2 separate regions of the Homo sapiens genome follow, and region 2 is linked to region 1. Evidence: chromatin loops called from intact Hi-C (ENCODE). Cell type or tissue: PC-9. All regions are shown on one strand. Each heading gives the region's core, and the rest is flanking DNA. Links, peaks and the distances in the headings are about the cores only. Region 1 overlaps SASH1 (SAM and SH3 domain containing 1). Region 2 has its middle 150 kb from the start of SASH1.

The links. Peaks named below come from ENCODE experiments on the same cell type or tissue, not always from the same donor. Only the 100,000 strongest peaks of a DNase experiment are listed, where the experiment ranks them.
Region 2: a loop joins it to region 1, with 21 times the contacts of the local background. A loop is called at or near these places in 2 of 110 quality-filtered maps.

What each region holds. Positions count from the first base shown.
Region 1 is chr6:148,402,875-148,413,527 of GRCh38, forward strand. The region is part of intron 2 of SASH1 (SAM and SH3 domain containing 1); the gene reads left to right. Among named protein-coding and RNA genes, the nearest start is that of SASH1, 65 kb to the left of the region's middle. In PC-9, for the core only: a CTCF peak has its summit at 5,117; DNase peaks (open chromatin) are centred at 3,197 and 4,617; H3K4me3 peaks cover 702 bases; H3K27ac peaks cover 3,001 bases.
Region 2 is chr6:148,186,776-148,197,428 of GRCh38, forward strand. It overlaps a transcript of SASH1 not described here. Among named protein-coding and RNA genes, the nearest start is that of SASH1, 150 kb to the right of the region's middle. In PC-9, for the core only: no CTCF peak of the experiment used is centred there; DNase peaks (open chromatin) are centred at 5,196, 5,736 and 6,426; H3K4me3 peaks cover 2,329 bases; H3K27ac peaks cover 5,392 bases.

The DNA of each region.
Region 1 (10,653 bases), core at 1,195-9,194:
CTGGGATTACAAGCGTGAGCCACAGCACCCGGCCCAAAAACGACATTTTTAAAAGCACATTAGAGTTGACATAGTTCCTGGGTACATGCTAGAGCTCAATGAATACTTATCATAGATATTATTATTTATAGTAGAGATATTCATTATAAAGTTAGCACTTGTTAAAAGTTGAACAGCTAGTAAGTATCAGAGATGAGATTTGAAACCAGGAGGCCAATGCCAAATCTTCCCTGGCCACTCCCTAACCTTGCATTTTCTTCTCTAGAGTCTCCTCAGAGCCTTCTAGAAGAATCAGTTTGTGTTGACTTGATTTATAGATTAGTTTATGTCCTTGGGTAATATGATATCAAAACGCTATATTATAAAGCATGATATAATATAGAATATTAATATAAGAATATATATATATTTTAAGAGATGGGGTCTCACTATGTTGCCTGGTCTGGCCTCGAACTCTTGGCCTCAAGCGATCCTCCCACCTAGGCCTCCCAAAGTGCTGGGATTACAGGCATGAGCCACTGTGCCCAGCCAAAAGTAATTTTTGCTATACAATTACAACATACATTCATTGTAAAAAAATTGAATAAAAATTCCACAGTAGAATTGTAACGTCTCTTAATACCCAGGTCTCAAAGATAACAATTGTTAACAGCTGGGTTTTTGTTTTGTTTTGAGACAAAGTTTTTGCTCTTGTCACCTAGGCTGGAGTGCAATGGCTCAATCTTGGCTCACCGCAACCTCTTCCTCCTGGGTGCAAGTGATTCTCCCTGCCTCAGCCTCCTAAGTAGCTGGGATTCCAGGTGCCTGCCACCACCCCTGGCTGATTTTTGTATTTTTAGTAGAGATTGGGTTTTGCTATGTTGGCCAGGCTGGTCTTGAACTCCTGACCACAGGTGATCCACCCACCTCGACCTCCCGAAGTGCTGGGATTACAGGCGTGAGCCACTGCACCCCACCTTCCCATAGTGTTTTTTAAAATGAGTGTTTTAATTGGGATATGATTCATATACCATAATATTCACCCTTTTAAGTGTACAATTCAGTGATTTTTAGTACCTTTATTCCTAATTCCAAAATTCCATAGTACTTTGAATGCTGTTTCACCTTTCTATAGTGAGTATGTTGTCCATTACTGTATCTCTATGGCCAGAGCAATCCCCTGAATATAGTAGGTGACAAATAAATTTTTGTGGGGTGAATGAATGACAATAGCTGTGCATTCTGGAGATATTTGCATTCCTAGACTCATAAAGTGAGGCTTTCTTATTACACTCTTGGGTTTTAAAAATAAGCATAAATATTTAATGAGAAAAATCTTTTAAGCAAGAAAGTTTTGAAAGTATAATTCTGGAAAAGAAATGCCTTTATTACAGAATGAACCTGCTGGCTAATAAAAACATAAAATATGTTAACAAGTTCAGACTTCTAATTAGAGGAAGAAAGGCTCCCAATGAAAGTGTATTTGATAAGACAAAAGTCTTTCATGCTGTAAAGTTTGCTTATGTAAACCTATTTTTTAAATATGGTTCTAAGGGATAGGCTGTTGTCTTAAAATGGGTATACAAATATAAACGTCCAGGATCCACTGAGGATAAACTACATAAAAACCGGTACAATAGAAAAAAAAATGTGCTTGGCACTTCAGTCCTTTCTAAACTGACTTACTACCCACCCCCAGCCCAGCCCATCCCTGCTCCGCCCCAACCCCCACCACCTGCCCCACCCCCAGCCCAGCACCACCGGCCTCCCACACCCTCACTCCTGTCCCAGTTCCATCCCAGCCCTATCGTACCCTCATCCCAACCCCAGCCCCACCCCCACCACCTGCCCCCCAAGCCCAGCCTCCTGCCCCAGCCCCACCGTTCCCCTCTCCCAGCCCGTGCCCCACCCCAGCCTCGCCCTCATCCCAGTCCCCAGTCCCCCTCCAACACCCCACCCCCAGCCCCAGCCCAGGCTATGGTTGCTGGCCTTTCTGTTCATCTGATAGGGAACTGTCCAAGACAGCAGCAACTTTTTGTGTTTTTGTTTAACACAGCTGAGTGTATTGTGTAGTCGCAAGGAGCTGCAGAATAGCAGAGAGGAAAAAATAATAATGCAGTGTTGGAAGCGGAGTGGAACCAAGCTAGCTCATCACAGTCTAGGAAGAGATAGTTGATTCTGCTCACAGGGCGGCTTGACTGAAAGCTTGCAGAACTTACTGCTCAAACCGGGGATACTCCTGCCTTCTGCCTCTTGCCTCTGCTTCCCTCTTCCTTTTCCTCTTCCTACTCCACACCCTGGACATGGGGTGATTCTGTGCCTTTCTTAGGCCTGTCTCCTAGCTGTGCCCACCTAAGCATCCCCTTCTGCTTGTGATCACCTCTGTGTGCATGTATGTATGTGCCAGTGAGAATATTAGCAAGTAATGGTTGCCAGGAGAAGTGGAAAAGAGAGAGAAGGAGGAGCAGGAAGAAAGGAGAATAGAAAGCTCCCCTCCAACTCTTGTCCCTTCTTCCTTCCCGCCTTGACTAGGGGGTTTTGGTTGAAAGGCACAGAGGAAAACAGAAAGTTCTGCCCTGTTCCCACTGCATTCTACTCCAGGCTCAGGTTAGCAGGGCTGAGAATGAAGATACCAAGGAACTACCCTGGCAGTCTGCTCCTTCTCCCTTTCCATCTGTTCCTCTGCACAGCCCCACCTCACTCCTGTGAGCCTTCTTCCTTGCTACCTCTGGCCTTTGTTCCCTCCTCATATTGCTTGGCTCTCCATCCACCTAGAGCCCATCCTCACTTCTGGGTCCTCACTGCCTCTACCGCCCAGATGAAAATGGCCACTAGTAATGACTCTAGGCTGAGGCCGTATGCACTCACTCTTTCCCTCTGTGGAGTGGATTCATCTTAGAAACCCCAGCTGGACCCCTGACTCCATTTTCCCATAGAAACTTGTTATGCCTGGTGGATAAGTTCTGTACTTCTGTATCCCAGCACATCATGAGAAAAGCTGCACTTACTGGTTTGACCTGGGAATGTGTCTTCTTTTGCTAACTTTAAAGTGCAACTTGTTACTTAGGAAAAAAAATCAGAAATCGACAGTGTAATCTTTGGACTCCAGTTCTTGTGCTGGAAGTGGCCTCCATGGTAAAAGAAAACTTAGAGACATTTTCTGCAGGCAGAGATGTGCCCTGTGCCTATGCCACACCGATTTCAGAATGGGGCAGGGTAGGGCAGGGCTGTAGAACAGGTCAGATGGGCATTCTTCTCATTGCTGGGTGCCAGTCACCTGCCCTGACCCCAGGAGATGACAATTTTGAACACAAGCCAGCATTTTAGTGAGATTTGAATTTATTCAGCAATCTGCTTGTTTTTGTTTGTGCTTGTTTGTTCTGGCTGGTCATAGGAATCTCAAAGAATACCTCTGAAGGACTTCATTTGGGGGCCCAGTGTGAACATTGCTGATACGAGTAAAATCTATTTCTGAGCTGCAAGAGATAAAAAAAAAAGAAGTCGTAGATAAAAGCAGTTGGAATATGTTTAATGTTATTTTAATCTGTTGCATTATGTGAAATAGTGTTACAGTTTGCATACAGATTCCTACTTGCCAGTATTCAAACTTAGAACAGTGTCCTCTCCATCAGCACACAGCAGAAAAGGCAGCCAACATATGCCTATCACCTTCTACAACAGCTTGTGGGGGATCATGGAGCATAGATGCAGAATGCTGGGCTTGGGGATCCAGGTAAGCAAGACAGGGTCTGGCCCCAAGAGACAGGTGAAGCAAGGTGCCAAGTCCAGGGATGACAGTGAAGGCAGGGAGGAGCAGAGAGAATCAGGCTTTCCAAGGGAGGAGCAGAGAGAATCAGGTGCTCCAAGGGAGGAGCAGAGAGAATCAAGCTCTCCAAGGGAGGAGCAGAGAGAATCAGGCTCTCCAAGGGAGGAGCAGAGAGAATCAGGCTCTCCAAGGGAGGAACAGAGAGGATCAGGCGCTCCAAGGGAGGAGCAGAGAGAATCAGGCGCTCCAAGGGAGGAGCAGAGAGAATCAGGCTCTCCAAGGGAGGAGCAGAGAGAATCAGCCTCTCCAAGGGAGGAGCAGAGAGAATCAGGCGCTCCAAGGGTCTAGGAAAGCCTAGTCCATGGCAGGAGTGGTATAGAGGAGGGTGGAACTTTTTAAGTTGAGTTTATCTTGTATTATTTTAGTTTTTTAAAAAAAATTATTTTAAAAAATTATAGTAAAATATACATAACGTAAAATTTACCATCCTAACTGATTTTGAGTTGCAGTTCAGTGACAGCATAATCACATGTTGTTCCACCATCACCACCAACCATCCACAGAGCTCTTTCCGTCCTGCAAAGCTGAAACCCTGTGCCTATTAAACAACTCCCTATTTCCCCTCCTCACATCTCCTGGCAGCCACCATTCTACTTTTGTCTGTATGAATTTGACCATTCGCAATACCTCCTGTAAGTGGAATTATGTAGTATTTGTCCTTTTGTGACTGTTTTTTTTCACTTAGCTTTATGCCCTCAGCGTTCATCTGTCTTGTAGCATGTGTCAGAATTTTCTTCCCTTTTGAGGCTGAATAATATTTCCTTGTCCCATATACCACATTTTGTTTATTTATCCACCAACAGCCAGTTGGGTTGCTTCCATCATTTTTCTATTGTGAGTAATGCTGCTATGAACATGAGTGTACAAATAGCTCTTCAAATCCCTGCTTTCATTTCTTTTGGGAATATGCCTAGAGGTGGAACTGCTGGATGATCTGGCAGTTCTACTTTTAATTTTTTTGTTTTTGTTTTGAGATGGAGTCTTGCTCTGTCACTCCGGCTGGAGTGCAGTGGCGCAGTCTCGGCTCACTGCAACCTCTGCCGCCCGAGTTGAAGCAATTCTCTTGTCTCAGCCTCCCGAGTAGCTGGGACTACAGGCGCGCACCACCACACCTGGCTAATTTTTGTATTTTTGGTAGAGATGGGGTTTCACCATGTTAGCCAGGCTGGTCTCAAACTCCTGACCTTAGGTGATCCACCCGCCTCGGCCTCCCAAAGTGCTGGGATTACAGGCGTGAGCCACCGCACCCAGCTACTTTTAAATTTTTGAGGAACCTCCATACTGGCTATGCCATTTTACATTCCTACCAGCAGGGAGGGAACAGGGGTTCTAATTTCTCGTCATCCTTGCTAACACTTTTTTTTCCTTTTTGATAATAACTATCCTAATGGACATAAAATGGTATCTCATTATGGTTTTGATTTGCATTTTCCTAATGTTAGTGATGTTGGGCATCTTTCCTTTTTTTTTTTTTTTTTTTTGAGACAGAGTCTTGCTGTGTCACTGCAACCTCCTACTCCTGGGTTCAAGCGATTCTCCTGCCTCAACCTCCCAAGTAGCAGGGACTACAGGTGCCCGCCACCACGCCCGGCTAATTTTTGTATTTTTAGTAGAGATGGGGTTTCACTGTGTTGGCCAGGTTGGTCTTGAACTCCTGACCTTGTGATCCGCCCGCCTCAGCCTCCCAGAGTGCTGGGATTACAGGTGTGAGCCACCACGCCCAGCGCATCTTTTCATATACTTATTAGCCATTTGTGTATTTTCTTTGGAGAAATGTCTACACAAGTCTTTCCCCATTTATGAGTTGGATTGTTTATTTCAATCCAACTCAATGTATAAAAGAAGTTTATTTCAATCCAACTCCATGTATAAAGTTCTTTATACATTCTGGATATGAATCCCTTATCAGATATGATTTGCAAATATTTTCTTCACTTCTGTGGGTTGCCTTTCACTCTTGATCGTGTCCTTTGATGCACAAACGTTTTCATAATTCTGATGGAGTTCAGTTTATTCTTTTGTTGCCTGTGCTTTTGGTGTCATATCCACTGAAATCATTGCCAAATCCAGTGTTGTGAGCCTTTCTCACTATGTTGTCTTGTAAGAGTTTTACACTTTTACGTCTTACGTTTAGGCCTCTGATCCACTTTGAGTTAATATTTGCATATGGTGTAAGGTGTCCCCTTATTTTCATTATCTTGCAGTTTACACATAGTCGCATAAATTGAAGTGATTTGCTTTGGAGAAAAAGGCAGCCCCTGCCTCCCTCCCACCACCTTTTTTGCCCGCTACACTTGTCACTCGGCTACATTCACCTGCTATGCTTGTCACTCCACCCTGCTCTAATGCCGCTTTCTCTGCAGGCTCTTCTTGGTTCCCCAAGCTAAGTGGCTCTTGCCCTTGTGTACCTGCATTGCAGTTTTATGATACTTCTCATGTCGTGTCTGTGCTTTCCTACCATGCATTATTATTCACGTGCTTGTCTCATCTCTTCTGCCAAATTCTAAGCATCTGGATGGCTGGGTTTAAGTTGCATCTCTGTGTCCTTCAGACCATATGCCATAGTGCCTTGTGCCTCACGGTGACTTGTATTTTGCAGAAGCTTAACAGATATTAACTGGATATCCAATTATAAAGAGTCATAAATAGATGGTATTTTATGATTAACAATATTAAATGTAGAAGTTTATTCAGTTCCTGCGTAAATCAACTCTCAAATTCAGTTTTGTTTTCTTGAAAGTGTCTGAAATACTCTGAAAGCTGCCATCCATATTGCTAAGGCAAGAGAGGAGAGGCTGTCTTCTACCAGTACCACCTCAGGGCTATGTAAGAAATTTCTTACCTTAGTGACTTCAAGATTGTCATTAAAAACTGCAATCCATATTTTAAGTCAGACAACAGAAAGAGATTTTCTTGTGTTTTTAATAAATGTGAACGGCTGGAAGCAGCCACAAAGTATGTATCAAGTGACCAATTCTGGGCGTGGTGGCTCACGCCTGTAATCCCAGCATTCTGGGAGGCCTAGGTGGGCGGATCATGAGGTCAGGAGTTCGAGACCAGTCTGGCCAACATGGTGAAACCCCATCTGTACTAAAAATACAAATATTAGCTGAGCGTGGTGGCACGTGTCTGTAATCCCAGCTACTCGGAAGGCTGAGTCAGGCAAATCGCTTGAACTGGGGAGGCAGAGGCGAGGCTGCAGTGAGCCGAGATTGCACCACTGCACTCCAGCCTGGGCAACAGAGCAAGACTCCATCTCAAACAAACAAACAACAAAAAAGGAGAATAACTTTCACCCCAGACTATAAGGGAACATGCTCTTATCTTGACACAAATTTGATTTCTTCTTAAAATAGAAGGTGTGAGGGTACCTGTGCAAGAGGGACATTGAACTAGGTAGGGTGTTTTCCAGAGCAGTCCTTTTTTTTTTTTTTTTTTTTTTTTTTTTTGAGACAGAGTCTTACTCTGTTGCCCAGGCTGGAGTGCAGTGGCGCGATCTTGGCTCACTGCAACCTCCGCCTCCCGGGTTCAAGCAATTCTCCTGCCTCAGCCTCGTGAGTAGCTGAGATTACAGGCGCCCGCCACCACGCCCAGCTAATTTTTGTATTTTTAGTAGAGACGGGGTTTCACCATGTTGGTCAGGCTGGTCTCGAACCCCTGACCTTGTGATCTGCCTGCCTCGGCCTCCCAACAGAGCAGTCCTGATGAGCCCTCCCCGTAAGAAACTGCTGAAATGTTGGGGCGGCTGTATGTTTTTGTTATAAGGAAAAGGTAACATTTGTGGAAGGCAGTACTTCACAGTGATACATTTAATGGTTGCATATTCAAATCTCAAAAGAGATTACTAGTAATCTAGAGCAGGTGTTTCTTATCCCAGAAAGTTCTTAAAGTTCTCAGAATTAGTTCTCTTGAGACAAGAGCCATATTTTCCTGTAAGCCAATGAATCACAATTTTTAGGATTACATTTTCTGTATAGGACAAGCCTAATTATAAGTTGCACTTAAAGTGACATTCCGTAGTAAACAGAAACTTCATAAGGAAATAAACAACCATGTTGCTTTAGATATGAGTGTTCAGTGTAAGGTGGGTTAGTTGTAAGGAGGACCTCACTGTGAACTAACACGCTGTAGTGCCACAGGCTACCCAGTAGTAGAATATAAAAGCTTTGCTCACACATCTGTGACAGACATAAAAGGCGGCCGGGCACAGTGGCTCATGCCTGTAATCCCAGCACTTTGGGGGGCTGAGACGGGTGGATCACCTGAAGTTAGGAGTTCGAGACCAGCCTGACCAACATGGCGAAAACCTATCTCTATTAAAAATACAAAATTAGCTGGGCATGGTGGCGCATGCCTGTAGTCCTAGCTATGCGGGAGGCTGAGGCAGGAGAATTGCTTGAACCCAGGAGGCAGAGGTTGCGGTGAGCTGAGATCGTGCCACTGCACTCCAGCCTGAGTGCCTACAACAAGAGCGAAACTCCATCTCCAAAAAAAAAAAAAAAAAAAAAAAAAAAAAAGGCCTTCCAGGTCTGTATTTTTGTATTTTTGTTTTATCTACTTCATTAGTTCTAGTTACATATATAATTCTGTGATTCAATCAGTCACTAAATATTGATTGAGCCTTACAGGTACCCTAGGGACCAAGAGAAATACAATATAAAAATATTTCCCCAGTAAACATACGCACATAACATAGAAGACAAGATTTATGGAGTTCAGTCTTATGCAATTATATCCAGTCAACATATATTGAATCCTCAGCATGTACAAGGCTGTATCTAAACTTTATAAAAGAAAACAGAAATGCCATTTGGCCTTTTAGTAATTGTCTCTGTAAAACTTGATGAATTTTTATTTTATTTATTAGTGTTATTTTTTTTTTGAGATAGAGTTTTACTCTGTTGCCCAGGCTGGAGTGCAATGGTGTGATACTGGCTCACTGCAACCTTTGCCTCCCGGGTTCAAGCGATTCTTGTGCCTTGGCCTCCCAAGTAGCTGGGATTATAGGCATACACCACTACTTCCAAATAATTTTTGTACTTTTAGTAGAGACGCAGTTTCACCATGTTGTCTGGGCTGGTCTTGAACTCCTGACCTCAAGTGATCTGCCTGCCTCGGCCTCCCAAAGTGCTGAGATTACAGGCGTGAGCCACTGTGCTCAGCCAACTTGATGAAATTAATATGAATCATAAAATCCCCCTTGAAATTCTCAGTTGTTTGAAAATTTATTCCCAAAAACCATAATGGGAATATTCACCCAAGTCTCTATGGAGGTTTCACTCTTGATAGATTTTTCATCAGTTTTTCAAATACTGAATCTCCGTTTTGATATAATTTATGTTGTTGCATAACCCTTTCATGGCCTGAAGCCACACTGAATGTTGCCACTCATGACTCGTTGTAACTTGTAGTTGAGATGTTGAAGGAATATATATATATGTATTTGAAGATGTTTAAGGTGGTTCCATTTTTTTGCAAATCAGAAGCATTATTTTGGCTAGATTTTGATACAAGGATTGAGAAATTTATGGTTCACTTAAGAAATCACTTTTATTTTTATTTTATTTTACATTTATTTAGCACTTAGTGTTTGTTTTTCACATAAATTTCAATTTGTATCTCATTCTATTCCTGGTAATAGTAGCAGGTATGTAAATGGGCAGTGGGGTTTTGAGAGAATAATTATTTAATAAATTATAGTTACACCTACAGCATCCATGAATGAAAGAAAAAGTTGCTTTAAAAAATGATATAAAGTGATTTGATGAAGCATTTAGTGTTTCGTTTTTCAACTTAGAATTTGTACCATAGTTATGTCAGTTTGCAATGAGTTCCCTAAAAGCTATGCGTATCAGTCCGCCTCTCATTGCTATAAAGGAATACCTGAGGCTGGATAATTTCTAAAGAAAAGTGTATTTGGCTCAGGGTTCTTCAGGCCATACAAGCACAACACCAGAATCTGCTTGGCTTCTGGTGAACGAATAGAGCAAGAACCCAGTCATTACCATGGGGAGGGCAGCAAGTTCTTCATGAGGGATCCACCCCCATGACCCAAACACCCCCGACCAGGCCCCACCTCCACCACTGGGGATCACATTTCAATATGAGATTTAGAGGGGACAGACATCCAAACTATATCACTAGGATGCTAAGTCATAAAGAATACAGAGAAAGGGTCATAGGAAAATCATTACTGTTGAAAAAAGAAAAGTCGTGTTCCTTAAAGCAGCTCAGTGTATCAGAATATTGCTGAAGTTTTAATGATGAGACTCTGTAGGGAAATATTTACCATTTTGGAAACTGTAAACCTGTTGTTTGTGTTGATTTCTTGTTGAATGCACAGTTCTTTACTTTTAATTTAGTAATTTGAGCTACTTTGGTATTTGATTAGTTTGAATCTTGTTTAGGATGCTCAAGGGAACTTAGAGAAGTTCAGTTTCAGTTACATTAGTGAGACTAAGTGACTTGGAGAATAGGTTCCATCCATAATGTGGAAGCTTTAAATGCCAGTTTAATAGTTTGACATTGTTCTGTTGTTAAGAGGGGACATAGGAAAACTTTTGATTGGGAGAATGACCCAAGGATTATGCTCTTGGGAGGAGGAAGAGCAGTCCAAAGGGTATTGCTGCTGGCTGAGCAAAGACACTAAGTGTAGAAATGGAAATGAGGAAACGAACAGAAGAAATATTTTGTTGGAGGAATTTAGGTCTCGATTGACCTAAATTGGAATGGATAGGGCTAACTGAAGATGCTGGGAGGGGAGTGTGGCTGTTAACAGGGAGAAAGGGGAGGAGGAAGGAGAATGTGCGGGAAAGATCAGGAGCTCATCTTACGATATGTATTTGAGG
Region 2 (10,653 bases), core at 884-8,883, 220 kb before region 1:
GTAATGCAAAAGCAAGAAGATTGCATCAGTACAAAATGGGACCAAACTGTACCCTTTAGGATTCTCTATCATTGCTAACAGTGGGTCACAAATCTGGTTTCAATCAACTTATCAGCTATTGCCAAGAAATTTAGACCCTGTCCCTATAGCACATTTTAGACTACATTTTGCTTGACTTTCTGTATGGGTAGATTTGATTCCAAAAATATATTTTAAGATCATCAGAAACAAAGAAGCTGTTTAAATAATAGGTGACTTGTTTTAATGATTAACTTCGCTTTCTTCGAGGAAAGGAATGAGCAGAGCGAACAAAACAGCAGAGAGATATTGCCAAATAACTGTGCCCTGACATGTCCACACCTGGCAGGAGGGGCACAGGAGGCAAGTTCAGGGCTTCTGTTTCTGACAGAGAGCACCCTCGGCATTGGGAGCTGGGTTGTGATGTTCCAGAGACTTACTCTGTACCTGGCACTATGTCTGTAGTTAGGCTCCAAGATCCTGACACTGTGATTCTCGGAGAGGCATGAATAACTGAGACATTTTCTACTTAATTATCCCTTTCCCATTTTTAATAAACCTATCTCTAATATTTATATTTTAAGCTGCGAAATATAATTCAGAGTAAAATATAAAGAACTATGAATAAGTAAAGCAGTATCGGCCAGATAGTATTGGATATCTGTTCTCCTGTGGTCTTCAACCATTGTCAATCACTATTTAATTTAACCTTGGCACAACTTCTGTGTTTATATGAAATAAATCAATTTGACTTTCTCAACCTAGAGATAGGTCTTTCCTGCATCTTTTCAATGACTGTAGCACACAGCAACTTCTACCAACTTTTTATCCAAGGCCTTCTTAGACATCCTCTGGTTAGACTTTTACCTTTTGTTTAAAAGAACAATATCATTATTTACAACTTAGAGGGAAAGGAGCATTACGAGATAATGGAAAGGACATGAACTTTGAAGCAAATCAGCCTGGGTGTGGATCCTGGTTTAATATCTAAATGACCACAGTCATGTTATTGAAACAGTCTGATATTCTCAAACTGTGCAATTGGCATAGACCTTACTTGGTTATTGGACAATTAAATGAAATAGGTATTTAAAGCTCCCAGCACTTAGAGAAGTTGTGGTCTTCTTACTACCAGCAGCTCAGCCACCTCCAATAAGTTCACTATTACAACTACTGCCAGCTGACTGACCGTGAGAAATCCAGGTAACTCTCTGAGCCTCAGTTTCCTTTTCAGTAAAAGAAAGATAATGTCTATTTCACAGGGTTGTGAAGACAATGAAATGCTAACACCTAAAAAGTGCTAGGAACATGGCATGTACTCAACAAATTTTAGTTCAAAATCTTTTCCTCCTTTCCCGTCTTCTTAAAAATATCAAGAACTCTTCAGACCCTGTTGATATTCCCAGGCCAGTAGTTCATGCTGATCTTGAGATTAGATTACAGCCTGGAGGGGCATCTTAAATGCACTTTAAATTAGACCTGATTCATTTCCAGAAAAGATTCACACACTACTACCAGGCTTGCTAGATCTGAACCCATCTTTAGGCTACAGAGGAAGCAAGAAATGTGTGTAGCACATGAATATTCTATCCATGAGCAGATCTTTCTCCTTTTCCTTCAGGGACTCTGCATACCCAATGTCCAATACCTGGAGAATAGGCAGAGAGTGTATCTACACCTTTCCCCAGGCCCCTGCCTGTGCTCTGTGGTAAGAGGGTCTATCCTCTTCTGGATGTTTCCTGGCCTCACTCACCATCTTCTACTGACAGAGGCAAGACAATAGACCACCTTTCCACGCATATTGGGATCCCGTAGTGTCCACCAACAGCAACCTAACGCAGGACAACATGTAGCTGACCACAGCAACTTGACAATTGCCAGGTTCTTACACTTTTTATGGAAACAGTCGATGAAAAGGAAGACACAGCCTTGGCATATACTTCATCTCACACCCACACATAGGCCATCCATTCCCCTCCTCTTTTGCTCTTGTGCTCTGTGTATTAATACCTTCCTTCCATGAAGGGAGAAGGCTGGCTCTGCTTGTCTGTATTTGTGTGGCTTCCTATAGGAGGGAGTTAAGGTTTAGCTCTTGGTACTCATGTAAGGTTTTGTAAGTTTCATCTGTTACACTTCTATGGATCACTTAAAGAAGGCTGAAGAAGATCCGTTTTCTGTTTGATAGGCTCAAACCATCATGGCAGGGCTTCTGTTTAGTTTTGTTTTCTATTTACATCTGTCAGTGGTCCTGGAAACTATTTGGCAATGAACATAGGCAATACTTGCAATACATTTTCAGAAACCACTGTGCTTAACACTGGAAGAACAAGGCCAGGTTGACTTCTGGGGTGACAGTTCCATGCTTATGGTCCGGTGGGGTACTTGGTCATTGAGATCCTAAATGGATCTATTTATTTATTTATTTATTTATTTATTTATTTATTTATTTATTTTGAGACGGAGTCTCACTCTGTCACCCAGGCTGGAGTGCAGTGGCACGATCCCAGCTCACTGCAACCTCTGCCTCCCAGGTTCAAGTGACTCTCCTGCCTCAGCCTCCTAGGTGCCCACCACCATGCCTGGCTAATTTTTGTATTTTTAGTAGAAATGAGGTTTTGCCATGTTGCCCAGGCTGGTCTCGAACTCCTGACCTCAGGCCATCCACCCGCCTTGGCCTCCCAAAGTGCTGGGATTACAGGCATGAGCCACCACATATGGACTAAATGCATCTTTTTTTCTGCCATAGGATTTTATTTGGTAAGGATGTGCTGTCTGTCATTTACAGTTCAAAAGCCAAAATCAAAATTAACGTGATAATCTCTTCTAATTCAGAAATTTCACAATCTGTTGTTTCATCCTCTGCCTCTTAACTCTTCAGGGTCAGGAAACAACAGCAGTAAACTCCACACCTTGGATCCCAGTGGTAGAGTCAAGGTACTCCGCAAAGACTTCTGGATGACCTTGAGTCTGGGGGTAAAGTTACACACAGCACTGTCTGGTAGGACACTCTGGTTCTCTAGTTATAATGCTAGGGACATGACTCTGCCTGCCTACTCCTCAAAAAACTGAGCAAAAAATTGGCCTCACCCCAGTGTTTGGCACCAGAATGAGTACCCGGTATGAATCTTTGTCCGCAAACATTTATATTTGTTTTAAAGCCACTGTGAGCCCCTAGCTGTTCTTCATTTTTGTCATTGCTGAGCTCTCCTTTCCTTCCCAGAGCTGCACCAGATTTAAGGAAGCTTATACAATACCCAGTAAGGCAAACCACCTTGACTATGGTCTCACCAGCACACCCCACTGTCCCAGACCACAGTGGCCCCTTTGATGCCCAGCAGCTCTCTGCTTCCTCCATGACCTCTGCAAGTAGGAGAATCTTTGTGGAGGCTGTGAATCCCAGTCCCATCACTTCTCTTCCTGTGACATCCCTTAAGTCTTCCTTCCTAGGGTCTTCTGCCTCCCAGAAGAAAGCCGGGGAGCCATGCTTCTCTACGACCTTTGCACCTCGCCCTCCTCCTAGACCAGGGGAAGTGTTTTCCTACATGAAAGCACCACCACACCCACCATGGCTTGTTTCACAGAGACATTCTTTCCTCAAATTCCATCTCCCCTTTGGAAATCAGGCTTTTAGAAAACACCAGGAAGCCTTGCACGCTAGGTCTGTTTTCTACCATACTAAGGCGCGGAGGCATGGAGAGACATAGGAAAAGGAGAAAAATACACAGAAGGAGAAAAAGGGGGAAAAACTCTAAATTAAAACCTCCGAACCCTGTTGCTAATATGTATGGTAGTGATAAACATAGCACTTTGCATTCCTCAGGAGCATCTAGCCTGCTCTTCAAGAAATTGAATCAACATCGGGCAAAGAGAAGAAACTTGGGGTTTCTTTTTTTATTTTATTTTATTTTTTTTTTTTTGAGACGGAGTCTCACTCTATTGCCAGGCTGGAGTGCAATGGCACGATCTCGGCTCACTGCAGCCTCTGCCTCCTGGTTCAAGCAATTCCCCTGCCTCAGCCTCCCAAGTAGTTGGGACTACAGGCATGGGCCGCCACGCCCGGCTAATTTTTTTTTGTATTTTAGTAGAGACGGGGTTTCACCGTGTTGACCAAGATGGTCTCAATCTCCTGACCTTCTGATCCACCCGACTTGGCCTCCCAAAGTGCTGGGATTACAGATGTGAGCCACCACACCCAGCCAAACTTTGGGTTTTCAATGCCTTGGTTTTGTAAGAAAGGGGCAGGAAGGTTAAAGGTTCATTTTCAAGGCACCACTGACTCACCCTTTACAGATTGCTCTTAAAATCATTTTAATTTGTTAGAAAATGTAAATTGATTTTGCATCCTTTTTCCTGTAAATTGTCTGCACACAAGTAAAAGTCACTAATACTCAAAAAGACTTTTTTTTTTTTTTTTTTTTGAGATGAAGTCTTGCTCTGTTGCCCAGGCTGGAGTGCAAATGGCACTATCTTGGCTCACAGCAACCTCTGTCTCCTGGGTTCAAGCGATTCTCCTGTCTCAGCCTCCCAAGTAGCTGGGAGTACAGGCGGATGCCACCATGCCTGGCTATTTTTTTTTTTTTGTATTTTTGTGGAGATGGGGTTTCACCATGTTGGCCAGGCTGGTTTCGAACTCCTGACCTCAAGTGATCCACCCGCCTCGGCCTCCCAAAGTGCTGGGATTACAAGCGTGAGCCACAGTGCCTGGCCTAAAAAACTTCAATAACTCTCTCTGGAAAAGAATCAGTATTTACCTGTAGAGCCACTTTTGTGCTCCAATGACCTTAGCTGAGTTCGTCATAGGCCACATGGGCTAAGCTGGTGTCCCTCAATTTAGTAAAACACAGTCTATAAAATCCCACACTTGTAAAACACTCATTTGGCAAGTGGTTTTGCAAAAGTTGTAAAAGCTTACAAGTGGATATGCCAGGGATTCCTTTAAGTATCAAGATGTCCTTGAGTTTTCCAAAAATATGACTCAATTTAGAATCATGGAGGTATTGTAGCTTTTCAAAAGTATATCTTTGTAAAAGTACATGTGCCTGTACTCAGTGAAATGAATGTTAAGCCAGATAGAACATGAGATTTCACCAATAGGAAAGAAGAAAACTCCCTGCCAGACCTAAATAGTTGTTTCACCTATTTGGAAGAGTTGCAGAGTATGCAAAAGTGACTCAGCAAGTCACAGACACCAGCACAGAGGTGGACTCGGTTATGAGGCAGGACTCGTACAACAGGTTCTGAAGGCCCAGAGGTTAATGAAGTGGTTAAGCTAAGGGTAGCCCTCCCCAGGCTCCTGAGGAAGGAAAGTCAACAAGGACTTTTAGATATCTCCCCAGCAAAATCATATATTTCCTCTTGAAAAGTTACTGTTTTTTGACCAGGTTTGCATTCTTCTGGGTCTCTTGGTTTGTAAATAATTGTTTTCGTGCATTTAAGCAGTTAATCTGGCAAAGCTAATACTAATTTGACATAGCCAGGGACTAGAGAAAATGCAGTAGACATAACTGTTTTCCTGGGTAAAATTTTATAAAACTAAACATTTTAGAAAGCCCTACTCATGTGTAGATGTGGGAGGGATGGACTCTCCCTGCAGGAGAAAAACTGTCCAAGTGGTGAATTCCACATTGGAACAATATGATGTTGGCTTCTGATTTTCCACTCCAGGCTTTGGAGGTAAAGCTCAGCATTTGACCGCAGTTATGTTGTGCTACAAAGGGCCAGTACACAGTAAGGCCTGTGGACTTAGGAACTGGCAAAGGAAGGGAGATGTGGTTAGAACACTCAGGAGAAGGGTTATTAAAGGGTAAAAGCAGTTTTTGCATTTGAGTTTTTCTTTTCTTCATAACCTTTCGCAATTTCATTGGATCCAAATGTCCGAGAAACGTTCATTGAAAGTGTAAAGTCCACAGAAAGAAAGGACCAGAATTCTTCCAGGTCTCTCCCATCAGGCTTCATCTGGGTTCTACCTTTCCATTTTTGTTCCACTTGCAGGAATGGTGGGTAGGAGCGTTAGACTTCTCTGTTTATAAGAATGTTTCTTTTGAGTATCATTAATCAGCACGGATGAAGATGAGTTGTGCCTGAGATGATAACCACAGATCCAGCTCTCAAGGATATTTTGAGGACGTTCTATCTTCTCCTGCCTCTTTTCAGAAAAAAGTGAGAATATTATAAGCACCTATATTTTTATATGGCTGTTTAAAATCCTAATTGACCTGTTCTAACAAAGTAGCACGGAGCATGAATCACTTGGTAGCCAACTTTGGTTAATTTTGCCTGCAGGATTGCCAGAAGTTGCCTTCCTGAGCTTGCACTTCTACTTGCATTCCAGGTGTCCATTCTTGTGTACCGAACACACCTTAAAGTGAGCTGAGAGATTTATAATTACTAGAGTCAAAAAAAAATGCCAGAAGGAAACGTCACCACCCACTGAAGGATTATTGTTGGCATGATGACTGAGGCGTGGCGCCTGTGCACATGGCAGTGTCAGTTGCCTTGTCATAAGTGGCAGTAATGCTAGGGGATACTTTTCTTCTTTGATTTATATTATTATCTTCTTGAATGAGACATATCTCGATTTTGAATCATAACTGTGAGAAATGCCCACACCCTTCTTACCTCCACATATGTAAATTCCATTTCTCCCAAGACTCCCAGCTATGAGAGAATGCAACAGTCAATATTATGAAAGTGGCTTGGCTAAAATGTTTGCTTCCCTGTGCTCAGTCACTTGAGCAGCACAAGTGACACATTTGACAAGGCAGAACAAGAAATTTATCCCTTCACTATGGAGCATTTTACAAGGGAAGCTGAGTTTTGGAGCAAACTAATGGTAAGTTGAATAAAGTGTTTAAATATCAAGGACATCATGCTGGGCATTTTCCTTGTGGCTTTTTATAAAATAAGATGAAAGGGGAATTTATAATCAAAGGATTGTACTCTTGCTTATTACTTTAAGTGAAACGTGCCTTCTACATATCAAATTTTGTTAGTGATAAATGGCTTTGAATGAATTGTTTGGCAGGAACTTTTTCTAATTCTATTGATGAAGAATACTAACAGCTATGGGCATGTAAGGCTTTATGACTTTGTGGAAGCAATATGGTTCACTAGTGGAAAGGAATTATTCTAAGGTAGATTTTTAACATAAATGAAGCATTTCTTGGAACTCTGTGTTGGATTTTTACTTTTGGTTTTCTTTAACTGTACCTCTTTTAAGATTTTCTCTAAGGTGTGTATACATAAACATGATCAGAAGGGTGTAATAAAGGAGGATTCTAATGTCTAAGACTAACCTTTGTGATTTCTGAACTGAACATATTCGTACCTGCCATTTTCCCTTTATGTGACCAAGAACTGCTGAGTTTACTTTAGATGACTTGGTACAGTCTTGAATGCATCAAAGAATGCAGAGATTCCCTGACTTTGGTGATTCTAGATGATCATGTCATTTTATAGTGGAGTAAACTGAAGTCCCTCTATCCAAACAACCCATAGTCTGGCTACAAGATCACAGACCCCACCCCCCATTCCAGTGGGTTTTTTGTTTTTAGTTATCCTTCACTGTCTCATAGCATAAAATTTCATTTTGTTTTCTCCTTTCTAATGTAAATTTCAGCTTCATTGGAAATAGAAAATTCTGTTGCAAACAGGTAATTTTTAGATTGGATGGTATAACAAATTATCTTTTCGTGGCAACGATGTGACTCATCTGTCTTTTCCCTGGCAGTATGACCTATACTACCATCTTTTATGACACTAAGTTTATTCTGTGAGCATACTGAAACATTGGTTTCTAAAGTAGTCACTTCTATTCATTAAAGAATGTTCAGGTCCAGGTGCGGTGGCTCGTGCCTGTAATCCCAGCACTTTGGGAGGCCAAGGCGGGAGGATCACGAGGTCAGGAGATCGAGACCATCCTGGTTAACACGGTGAAACCCCGTCTCTACTAAAAATACTAAAAATTAGCCGGTTGTGGGGCGGGCTCCTGTAGTCCCAGCTACTCGGGAGGCTGAGGCAGGAAAATGGCGTGAACCTAGGAGGCGGAGCTGGCAGTGAGCCGAGATCGCGCCACTGCACTCCAGCCTGGGCGACAGAGCGAGACTCCGTCTCAAAACAAAACAAAAAAAGAATGTTCAGTATCTCTGATGTCTTAAATTATAATGCTATATCTGAGCTGGTAAGCCATTCTGTGTGATGTCTTTGGAGAAAGGAGGGTAAAAAAATGTATTATTATTTCTAAACATAACTAAAAAGCACAATTTTTAGATCAATATTCAAACATTTAATACATTTACTTTTGTTTATCCAATTATTTCACTCGTTTACTTAGCAAGCACATCAATATATTGTATTCTGGAAACTCAATCATTTCTATGCTCTTACAATACTTAGGTTTTTTTAAATGTCTTTATTTTTATTAAGAGTTCATTTTGACAAACTATAGAAAAATTAAAAAGGTTTTTTCTGCATGTCCTCCAGGCAGAGAGGAACATCTGTGCTCCAAGGAGCTGGGAGCTGATGTAGCAGCAGGCTCTGACTGGCTCCAGAGTCCTAAACCTATGGGGACTGGGCAGAGGCCGATGCTCAGGAAATACACAAAGGACTGAGACGTAGGCATTGGTCCTGTCCACCCAGAACTGCTCAAGGAGTTTTCCAAATCAGATAGTCACATGAGAGAACTATCGGACTTATAAGCAGCTACCATGCAAATTCAAGGTAGCCTCTTGTTTTGTTAAATCATGGTTGTCCAAACTGCCATTTTGAAAATTCTCCCCTCATTTTGAAACTCTCTTTCACCCCGGCTCCAGCACTGCCACTACATGTGTCACCAGTTCCCCTGGCAGGTGGGTGGTGGCTTCCCGTGAGAGAGCTAAGTCAGCAGCCCCAGAAGGTGCCTCGGGGAGCTGGTGGCAACTCATTAGCCTCTCTTACGCGCCTTTTAGTCTGTGTCATGGACAGATTACCTGCCAGCACAGACACCCAGTGACAGGCACAGCCCAGGGCAGGAGGGACTGCAATTTACTATGAACCAATGGCTACTCAACCTGTGTGAACCAACAGAAATGGATTTTGGAGGGCCTGGTATATTTCCACAGTGGCTTTCTATCATAATTAATGCACCCAACCTCTCCTGTGGTCAGCAGGTTGTTATCTGAACTGTGTAGATTGTGAGACATAGAGATTTAATAACAGGCTTGGTGCTCTCTGGTTAATGAGTGGGCTGGGAGTGAGAAATCTAAGGCTCTGGTGATTTCCTACAGAATGTTGGACATTGTCTCTCAGCCTTCTCCACCAGGAGGATCAGAGTGGTTCTTCCATCAAGAGTTCTCTCATCATTTTTTGCTCTTAGTGCATCTGAGTTCTTGAATGTCTTCACTCTTGCAGAATATTGGAGTCACTTAGAAGTTCACTTTCATGTCAGACATAACTGGATCATGCTTCTCTCAAAGAGGATAATAGTAACCCCTGGGAGCTCAAATTCAGAAGCTTGCCTCCAAGTGCAGCTTTAAGTCTCAAGGCTATGTGCTGGTCCAGGACAGTTGGTAGATTAGGTCTCCCCTTGCATACAACCCAGTGAAACAATTCAACCTAGCACAGCTTCAACAAGCACGAACCATATATGAAAGTGCAGGTAGCAGAGGGCATGATGGCCATGCATGATTATTTGGGGAAAGTGGACAGTGGTAACTCTCTGCATAGTCCTGTCTGATCATCTCCTCCCAAGAGACCCCAGCCATCTTTCTTTGCCACCATCCTCTTTCTCCCAGTGAGCTCATCTGAATACCTGCCTCATTGAAGCATCAGGCAAGTGCTCATCGAGCCCAGCCTCTATGACTAAATCCGCTGTTTCTATGGAGAATACAGAGGAAGAAGACGTGATCTTGACTCAGGAAGGTCAAAATATAATTGTGAGATAAGACAAACATCCATGAAACAATTAGAGAACAGAATAATATATAATTGAGTGGCAGACGGCATGGTTCAGAAATTAAGTGGAATAGCAAGTCTGAAGTCAGGGAAGTCTGTGAGGCCCAGAAGAGTCAAAGAAGGTTTCATGATGGAAATTGATGGATAGAATTTGGAAAGGAGAGGGATAGGCATCCAGATGAAGGAGATGATGGTGTCGAGTAAATGCTGGGAGGCAGAAACGCCTCTGGTGACAGGATACTGCTGAGTGATTGAACAGGAAATGGATGTGAGGGACTGGGGAAAGATAGAGAATGGAGCAGATCCTGGAGAGTCTTGAAGACCAAACAGAGGATCTTAGACTGGGTAGGACATGGGAGTCGTGGAAGGAGTCAGAACAGTAGAATGGCTTGATAAAGGCAGCATTTAGGGAAAATGAGTCTGGCAAGGTAGATTGGATTCTGAAGATTCTAGAGGCTGGTAAGAAAGCTATTGTTACAGGACCTACACATGAGATGGCAGTGGTCCCAGACCAGTGTGGTACAAGTGGAGTAAGGAGAAAAACATATCTTTAAGGAAAAACATGAAACACCAGTCAGCTGACAGGATTATGTAGGATACAAACTACATCAAGTCAGCACCTAATGGATATCTTCTGCAGACAACAGTCTATTTTTGCTCAGGATAAGAGAGAAGTCTAATTATTTTCCATAGATTTATTCCTAA